Regions from separate parts of the Homo sapiens genome. Here region 1 is linked to region 2. A link is a contact called in ENCODE Hi-C or POLR2A ChIA-PET data. All regions are on one chromosome and are shown on one strand. Each heading gives the region's core, a stretch centred on a gene start or an enhancer-like site at or near the end of the contact. The rest is flanking DNA. Distances are from core to core; before and after follow the strand shown.

Region 1 (4,671 bases), core at 2,072-4,571, 240 kb before region 2:
CACTGTGAGCCAACACAGTTCCTGCCTCAGAGAATAGTCACCCAGACAAGATTTTAAAACTTTTCATTAGTTTTACCTGATTGATAAAATTAGAATGGAGAAAATCAGAAAAGTAAAAAACGAAAAAGCAGCTAGTCATAGTCTCACTATCCAAAACCAGTGCTATTCATATTTTGATTTATTGCCTTCTGGTTATTTCTTTATTTATTTTTAGTTTTAAGAAAATTAATACACTTCATTTTTTAGAACAGTTTAAAGTTTATAGTAAAATTGAGCAGCTAGGACAGCTGTTTCCCTCTGCCCTCCTTCCCTGAACATATTCCCTTCCCTATTATTAACATCGTGTAACAAAGAACTTGTATTAGTGCCATATATTTGTTACAATTAGTGAACCAATATTCATACATTATTATTAAATAAAGTCTATCATTTACTTTAAGGTTTATTCTCTGTGTTGTACAGTTCTGTGGGTTTTGACGAATGCAGGTCAGTATCCATCATTTCAGTATCCTACAGAATAGTTTCAGCATTTATCTTTTGTACCGTCAGCTCCTACCATTGTACACTCCTGCCTGCAGCTTTTTTTCTTGTTTCTTTATTTTTCATATGTGAGCCTAACACAAGCCTTCCTTTATGCTATTGTACCCTTCCTCCACATGTTTATAAACTCTTATAAACATCATGGGATACAACATTCTATACTTAACCATGCCCCTAATGTTGGACATTCATGTTGATGACAAGCGTTCAATTATCATATAGGATATTTTAAAATCATTTCATGGAAATAGATTTCCAGGATCTAGATAGCATTCAGGGGAAAAAAATAATTTAGAAAGAAACAGCATTGTGTGGTGTCCCCCAGCACCTCCCAGACAAAAGGCTTTTGTCTGAAGGTTGGAGGCCTGTGCTGTCTTGGCCTAGTGAGTGCCAGTTTCCGCATGGCTGCCCCTCACCCTTGGGAAGGCTATTGGGGGGTGGGCAGTGCTGGCCTGGGTCTTGCTTCCCTGCTCCTGCAGGAAGGTCTGGGCTTCCTCATTCACTCCCTTCTACTCTCATCCATCAGCACCTTCAAACCGAAACCTGGAACTATGGTATTCTCTTTGGCTCTTAGGACGGGTTGGCTTAATGGGGGAAATATTAATAGCACTGGTGTCGGTGGAAGTGACCTTGAGCCATGTAAAAAGATTCTGATAAAACGTGTCACTCTTGTTACCTATCAGGATCAAACTGCATCACGGAAGCTGCACACGATGACACCCTGTCTGGAAAGTTTTTGCCAGAGGGCAAAAGACTGCAAGCAGAATATCCCTTTGCCATTTCTCATGTAAGTGCACACCAGAACTAATAAGAATAATTTGAGAATAAGAGTACTTTCTTTTTTTTTTTTTTTTTTTTTTGCTGTGAAACTGATAACCATAAAATTTGGTATCTAGAGTCCTGGAGTGTAACAGCTCCTTCTCATACATTAGCTTCCATTCATTACCCCACAACAGTTCTGCATGCTAGCTGGCGTTATTGCCACATTACAGTGAGGGGCCTTGGCGTCTTGGGTTCCTGAGAGATGACATTGCCATATGTGGCTCTTCACGACTGTCCCACAGGCCCTCAGCTGGAATGTGGCAGAACTGGGAGCTGAATCCAGGACAGTGGTTTCCTCATCTGCTCTAGCCAGGAGCAGGCCAGGCCACCCTTCTGGACACAGTCTATCCCACGTGGGGACAGACTGGCCAGCCCCAGCCCGTGGGTCTCAACGCGGCCAGAGCTGCTGTGAGAAATCTTGTTTGTTTTAGCCTTTGGAGTCCTGTCTGTTCTCTGACCTCTGACCCAGAACTGTGTGTTCCAACCACTTCCCAGTCTGTTGTCCTGGCTCAAAACAAAGTGAACGAAAGCTCTTTCCTCAAGCCCTGCTCTCATACTCCAGGGCTCTGTGAAAATGAGTGGTATGGGCACATGGCTGGTGAGTCACTGTGGCCCTAAAATGAGCGGGAAAATAGAGGGCAGGTCCGGGCCTCGCAGGGCACTAATGGCAGGGAAGCAGGAGGGTCAGCATCAGGAGCCTGGCCTTTGGCCCGCAGAGACCTGAGTCCTCCCCTTACTCCTGAGCTGTGTAACCTTAGGCAGGGAACTTACCCCTCTGGGCCTCAGTTTCCTCATCGGGAAAGCAGGGCTGATCATAGTGCATGGCTTATAGAGCAGTTTTGAGGATTTCATGAACAAAAAAACAAAGGTAAAGCACTTAGCCTTCTGCCTGGCATGAGTAAACCCTCAGGAAACTGTAGTTATTATTTAGTAGCCAGGAAAATACAGAACACTTAATCTGTTGGCTCCCTGGTGTTTCTCGAACTGTCAGCAAACACTTCCACATCACCAGCCAGCAGAGCCATTCATCAAACACCTTTGCCTTTGTCTGTCAGGCCTCCCACTTCAACAAGTGTCCCTGGGTTTAAGTCAGTAACCTCCTAGGCACGGAAAGTTGCCTCACGCATGTGACATGCGAGCACGTCTCTAAAGGGGCAGAGGATCTGGCAAAAACATAGACTCGCAACTTGTCTGTTTCCTGAGACACCCACAATTGGCCTCGTGGAAGTGGTTGACTTCTTCCCATAGCTGCCTGTGTCTTACTTCATCGCCTCCTCCAAGCCCAGGGCCAGCCCTGCCTGGCTGGGGGATCATGACAGTCTTTGTTCCCATATGGGCAAAGTCTTTTGAAAAGAGGGAAAGATCATTAGTTAGCTGTCAGCCTCCAGCGTGGTTAGGTCATGAGTAATTCTTCTAGAGAGCCAGAGCACTGGCAATTCATTTGGTCGAGAACGTTTTATCTACTTGAACGGCGTAGCGAGGAAATAAATGGAACAAGTTATATCAAAATCTCTGTCAACTGAACAATTCCTTACCAATCCAACAAGGAGTATGACGACGATGCCACTTTTCCTACCTTTGAGAGGTCATGCACAGACACCGCACATGAACACACCACATTATACCCCCCCCACCACAAATGGGTGTACCCCCTCTCCCCCCACATACTCACTGGTGCACATATACACGCCACACCACATTCTGTAGTGGGGAAAGGATCATGTGCAGCCTTAAGGGCTGGTTTGCGTAACGGGTGCATATTTCTGCTAGTGTTTTTGTTCTTGCAGTCAGGACTGGCCGTTGTCTGAAAGCAAACCTCAAGGACAGGACTTCTGGACTCCGCAGCCACTTCAGGCTGCTGCTCCATCGCATGAATTCCAGCAGGTGGCGCTGCACCCCGCGCGGACCCGGCTTGCCTCTCGGCCCCAGGGAGGTCGGTTGATGAGCAGTCGGGAAGTGGGTCTGCGCGCACCCCGCTGCAGCTGTGGCAAACGCAAACGATGACACACAGGCTTGACGAGGGCCTTTGTCAGAAGCAATGGGGATCTGGCGTCACCGCACAATGGAAAACAAAGTGCTTCTGCCTGGCTGGCCAGAATGCACGTTTGCTCACTATTGATGCTGGGGCATTTACAGGCAGAATGAGTTCATGTGAAATTTCAGGATCTGCCATGACTCAGATTCACTTTCTGTAAACCAGAGTCAACATTACATTTCCCTTTACTCTGGGCCATTCCTTGAATTTTTAGGTCACCAGTTGTTTTTGTACTAACTGAAGGGATTTGAGTATTTCACAAGCACCTTATTTTTATTAGCATTTTTAGGGCATTACCAATTTGGGACGGATCTGTAGTGTGAGAGATTGTTGTCACTCTTAGCTCCAAACATAGGTTGACTTTATATATTATTTACATGTTCAGAATTATACTGTGTAGAAATTCAAATGAAACTTGCAAAATACTTTTCTGGCAGGAAGCCCTGGAGAGGATCGTTCATGGAAACAAGGATGACGACTGGGGTAAGAAATGCAGGTGACTCGTGAGTGGTCAGGGAGTGGAAGAGAAGACGGCTGGAAGGTTTTAGCATTCAGAAAAAAAATGGAGACAACTAGAGTTGATCTGAAGATTATGGCAGAATTCAATATTGGGGGAAAGAAACAAGATGGGGGTTAGAAATTAGAAACAGCAGAGCTCCACAGGTTGGAAAGGTTGGAAAGGATTTGAGCAAGAGAACAAGGAGCCTGCTAATAGCACCCTGGGTTTACATCAAGAGAAGCACCTGGAGAGAATTAACTCGGGAGGAGGTGGGGGCATGGGAAACCTTTTCATCTCCAAGAGCGGGCAGGAACAGCAGCTGGCCTGAACTTGAAGGTACACCAGGTAGCTTGCGTGGGCCAGGAGAAGGTGATTCTCTTCTATGCCTCTCTCCAACGCCCTGCTTCTGATGCTGCTCCTCTACCTGTATTGAGGGGAAGATACATCCCTAAGAAGTTCCCTGAACCCCATTCTTTGTTGTGGCTAACTGGTCCCCTTGGAATTTTTCTACTAATTTTCAATTCCCCCTCTCACCTGGTGAAATCTTGAATCTTACTGTTCAATAAAAGTTCTTCTACCGAAATTTCTATACCACGTTGAATTTTTTGTGTTTCCTTTGTTTTTAGTTCTTTGGGAGTTTTACTTAGAAAAAAAAGCCTCTGGGGACTAGATAAGGAAGGAAACCTTCATGTGGACCCTCTTGAGCTCTGTTTTCTTTCCTGGCCTCACTGGTGTGGGCTCTCTGGCTGCCCTGCTGATCTCTTGCTTTACTGCA
Region 2 (4,738 bases), core at 803-3,302:
TCCTCTCCCTTAGAAAACTCTCCTGCATATATGTATTGCTTTATAAATTATCTTTCACAGGTACCTTATTATAACTTGCTTTCTGTTTTTTATTCTTTCAAAGCGATGCTCTTATCCTCAAGACCACTGGAAAATAAAAAGAAATAAAAAAATTCTCAGGAATTTATGGCAGATTTTGTTAGTATTTCTTACTGCTTAAAATATACATTTGACTAGAAAGCAGGAAAAACATTTGCTCTTTCAGGATTTATGTATAAAATTCTCTTGGGTCTCTAACATGGCATTCAATATACATCCTCAACTCTTCCCCTTCCAAACTTGAGTTAGGCTTAGGTTTTCATGTAGCTTCATCGTGTAGCTTCATGACACCCAAATTTAAGATGGGCCATTACTGAGTTGGTTTAAAATATACATGATAACTTTCAAAGAGTGAAAATTAACCCATTGTCTCTTTTGTATTTGACCTAGAAGATTACTATAACATACTATCTCATAAAGGGGAATAATTTGAGGCCAACTTTCCTAACTAATATTGTGATTATAAAGGGAAGACCCTGAAGCTTTTCTATTTCCGGAAGAAAAACCTCTTAAATTCTACTTTTCAGACATGATCAAACCAGGCTCTAATGCCACATTGGCAGCTTTAGAATCATAGAAAGAGCTGAAAGAGACCATAGTGTCACCCAGTCCAACCCCTTCATTTTGGAGAGACACCGTGTAGCTTAACTAGGATCACAGAGCTATTTAGCGGCAGAGTGGGGCCTAGAATCCAGATCTCCTTAATCATTGTTCGGCGATTTTTCCAATTCACCCAATGCCTTTTCTCCTACAGTCAAGATTTAGAGGTTTTATTGACACATATTCAGATATTGTTATTCTTAATTTAAAAAATTTAAAGATTGATGTGTGAAGATTGATATCATTGAGAAAATTCTATAGGCAGTGCTGGGGGTTGTGTTACATTTCTCAAATTAAAATAAAAAAAATGAGGGACCAAACTAGATGTGTTTGGGATCATATTTGGCATGAGGATCAGCATTCGGTGACCCAATTCTTTATTTAGTTATGGAGACAAGTCTAGGGCATATATGAAACAGGTGAACAATATACAGCTGTTTTGTTAAGTGATACAGTACATGGTACAGAGAAAATGTTTATTGAGCAGTGCAGGAGGAAGAAAAGGTTAAATCTAGGTCCTGAAGAATGAGTATGGCTTTGTGTGCATTTGGAGAAGCAGGGCATTCCACTAAGAGCCAGCAGCAGCTGTTAAGTAGTGAAGGGACAATGGGCAGGGTGGAGCATGTCTTGCGTGTTCATGGGTGCCTGGCGAGGAAGCCAGTCTGACTGGAAAATAAGCCCAGCTGGTAGGGTGCTGTAAGATTATGCAGGACCTTAGAAGTGTGATAAAAGAGGTCAGACTTAGAGACCACAGGGAGCTGCACCTTGCATTTTGAGCTACAGCGTATCTTAACAGAGGCCTGTTTGATACTGTCACTTGGACAGTGTTTGGCAGTATGGGTTTGAAGGGTCTGGAAAACTACTTATGAGGCCCATGGGTATCTAGGCAGGAGATGGTAAAATGAGAGAGATAAGTACAGATAGAAAAGAAGAAGAAACTATGAATATATTTCAAAGGGAAAATCACTAGGGTAATTGTTTAGATTTGGTAGATTGAGAGAAGAAACTATTCAAAGTCCTAGGCTTTTTGCCTGGCTGACCAAGCTCAAAGAAGTTTGTGTCCTGAACTCCATTCCCTGCAAAGATTAGAGTTTGAGCTGATTGCTCTACTAGAACCTATTCCTGGTTGGCAATCTTCCTGTCCTCATGTTTCAGATTACAGAGCCCTTGTCTTAAAGGCATGCCTTATTTCCCTCAAGGAAAAACTATTTGTAAGGAAGTTAGTTGGTTACTTGCACCTACTGTCTGATTATTGACTTTGCCACTTAGTTATCTTGTTGTTAAATACACAGAAAAAGATCCCTGGAGCCCATTAGTCTCCACAGGTGGAAACGTATTTAATCTTTGGGAGAAAACCAAATTACTTACCTAGAATGTTTGTTCTCTGACTAATAATGTAGTCATGTTGATCCACCCCTTATGCCCAGTGAATTTCCAAAGATTTGGCATTGAGAGAGTGGCATTAGAAATTGTTTAACTCATATATATGACTAAGGGAGCCAGTAATACTCACTAGGAGACTGATGAAATTTAAGAAGATTCTAGGGCACAAAGGACTGCAAATCTTTTACAGTAGGGTGACCTTTTTTTTTTTTTCCTTTCTGGTCCAAGGGACATTTGATTCCATTACTGCCATATCTCCTTCTCCTGATATAGGCTGAAAATAAGATACACTTAGAAGAGAGCTGTGCTGCGAGTCTTTCTAATGCCAGCAAACATTTATGTAGTGAAATATTTAATACTTTCAGTGATCTTATGAGGTAGATAGAATTATCATTCCCATTTTACTGATAAAGATATGGAGAAAAGTTGAGAGAGGTGAAGTGAGCTGGGTGTTGAACGCTAGCTGTTTGACTTTAAATCATGACTTTTCCTCACTCTACTGTGAAGAGCTTGGGCAAGAAGTCAGGCTCAGCAAACCTGCCAACTTGTTTACATGTTTTATTTTTAAATTACGTGACATTGGTTCTCTACGGTTTGGACTTGTGTATTACAACAAGCAATACAGAGGCTTGCATATTACTCTCCATTGGCTGTTAGCTCTTGTGAAGTAATTAGGCTACAAAAGTCTTCCTTATAGTTATTTAAATCATCCAGCAAACCCAAATTCTTGTTTTGCTTCTTACAATGGCCTGCTTGCCTTGAAAAAAATGAGTATTCCATTTCTCTTACTATATTTAGCTGCCTGGAATGGTAACTTCTTCTTGCTTTTTGGGACTTTGGCTCAGAGCCAAGGTCATTGTGCAAGAAAAGGGTGAAATGGTTGGATTTAGGCTGTATCTTGTGTCAGTCATTTTTGCAAATGCAGCATTTTGACCAAAATGCAGCCACATGGCTCTAGGAAATGCTGGTTTGCAAACACACTTGGTGTGGTTTGCTGTTTTGTTTTTTCTCCCCCAATTAAGGTTTCTTGATCAGCTTGTCTTTAGAACACTTGTAAAAGTGTTCTAAGGTAGAATTCTGGCCAGGTGTAGTGGCTCACCTATAATCCCAGCACTTTAGGAGGCCCAGGTGAGAGGATCGCTGGAGGCCAGCCTGGGTGACATAGAGACACCCCTGTTTCTATAAGAAAAAAAAAACAATTAGCCAGGTGCCTGTATTCCCAGCTACTTGGGAGGCTGAGGCAAGAGGATCATTTGCACTCAAGAGTTCCAGGCTGCAGTGAGCTATTATTGTGCCATTGCACTCCAGCCTGGGCAACAGAGACTCTGTTTCAAAAAAAAAAAAAAAAAAAAAAAAAAAAAAAGACCTATTATATGAAAGGGTGATACATTCTCTACTTTAACCTGTGGCAAATCATCAACAATACTCCTCATTTTAAGTTTGAAGAAGATATGCTAGGCACCAAAAAGAAATTGCATCTGAATATGATAGAATCATCACATTCCTTGACCAGAAGAGACCTTGGTTCTTTCTTCCTTGTCCCTATCTTCTTGACAAAGACCCACTGAAAACATCTTCAGAAAAGACATAACATTAAAAAAAAATCCTTAAAGAGAGCCCAACTTTTCCTTATTATTAATTCTAGTGTTTAGCAACTTAGATTGTATTTAAATAACAGAAAAAAGCAGTTGTTGACAAGGTTGATCCAACTCTGTAACCATATTCCTCTTTGTTTTGGCCAAAATATAGCCAGTTTAATTGATTTTGTAGACATCAGCTATTCAGATGGAAGAAGATACCAGAATGGGTTATGTGGTACTCAGGCCACAGTGAAAGACCTAACCTCATTATCAGTAACTTCATCCTTTACCTAATCTCAATCATGGAAGGTGTGATTCAAGTAAACTTCCTCTGAAGCTGCCCTAAAAGGAGGTAGAAATAGCTTTTTGCCATTTACTGTGCAGGGAACCTCCATGTATACTGGAAGATAAGGACAAGAAACTTTGGATCTTTAGAATAAATCATCAGAGGCTCCTTTGCTGCTCAAGTCATTCAAATGACCTAAAGTTGTTCATTAAATGAAATAATGCTTGTAAACAATTGAGGACAAAGCCCTACAGTCCTAAGGGCTTAGTAAAAGTTAACTGTTATTCTTATTTAGAGAGACTGGTCCCAGAGCTTTAACATCAGCCCTCCACTGTCTCAATCCCTGCCACACAGAAAAGGACAAAGGAAGGTGATAGAACAAGACCCAGGGAAAGGGAGGGGAACAAAGCCATTGGCCTAACCATTCCTGCTGAACAACTGTCATTACTTTAGGGAAGAGGAATTCTTAGTCACTACCCAAACCTCTCTGTGTGATAGCTGCAATCTTGTTTCCATTTTATTTAGCCATTTAGTAAGCTATTTCCTATATATCCACAGTTGACTGCATCATTCTCAAATCCTCTTGTTTGAAGGCCCAGTTTAAGACCCTTTCCATTACCGTCTGCAGCAGAAGTGTCTGACTCCAGATGGCCTCTACCATCTGAATGAAGGGCTAGTTTTGGTTGGGTCCAGCAGATCCCTAAAGTACTTGATCACATGAAATGAAGTGACAACCCCACACTAGTGATCTAAACAGGGCAGTGGCATTGTCTCTGTCAGAGCTGGTGAAAGATGCTACTCTTGGAAAAAA

The links. Hi-C counts contacts between places; a loop is a spot of excess contacts on that map. ChIA-PET counts read pairs that join two places held with the same protein, here RNA polymerase II (POLR2A). Pooled maps may share reads with other maps.
Region 1: a loop to region 2 is called in a map of MCF 10A, with 15 times the contacts of the local background. The contact joins two enhancer-like sites. A Hi-C loop is called at or near these places in 3 of 168 maps with a recorded cell type or tissue (MCF 10A, PC-3 and PC-9), 1 of 37 single-sample maps with no recorded cell type and 3 of 50 pooled maps. POLR2A ChIA-PET finds 5 or more read pairs at or near these places in 1 of 52 experiments (MCF 10A).

What each region holds. Positions count from the first base shown.
Region 1 is chr5:95,855,655-95,860,325 of GRCh38, forward strand. LINC01554 (long intergenic non-protein coding RNA 1554) reads left to right here. Exons shown (of 3, transcript NR_026936.1): 2 at 1,224-1,327; 3 at 3,150-4,479. Among named protein-coding and RNA genes, the nearest start is that of LINC01554, 5.8 kb to the left of the region's middle. Within about 2 kb of position 3,322, at least 30 of the 41 ENCODE cell types and tissues checked have a DNase peak (open chromatin) inside an H3K27ac peak, as active enhancers do.
Region 2 is chr5:96,092,164-96,096,901 of GRCh38, forward strand. The region is part of intron 1 of LOC101929710 (a long non-coding RNA gene); the gene reads left to right. It also overlaps a transcript of CAST not described here. Among named protein-coding and RNA genes, the nearest start is that of MIR583, 15 kb to the left of the region's middle. Within about 2 kb of position 2,053, at least 6 of the 41 ENCODE cell types and tissues checked have a DNase peak (open chromatin) inside an H3K27ac peak, as active enhancers do.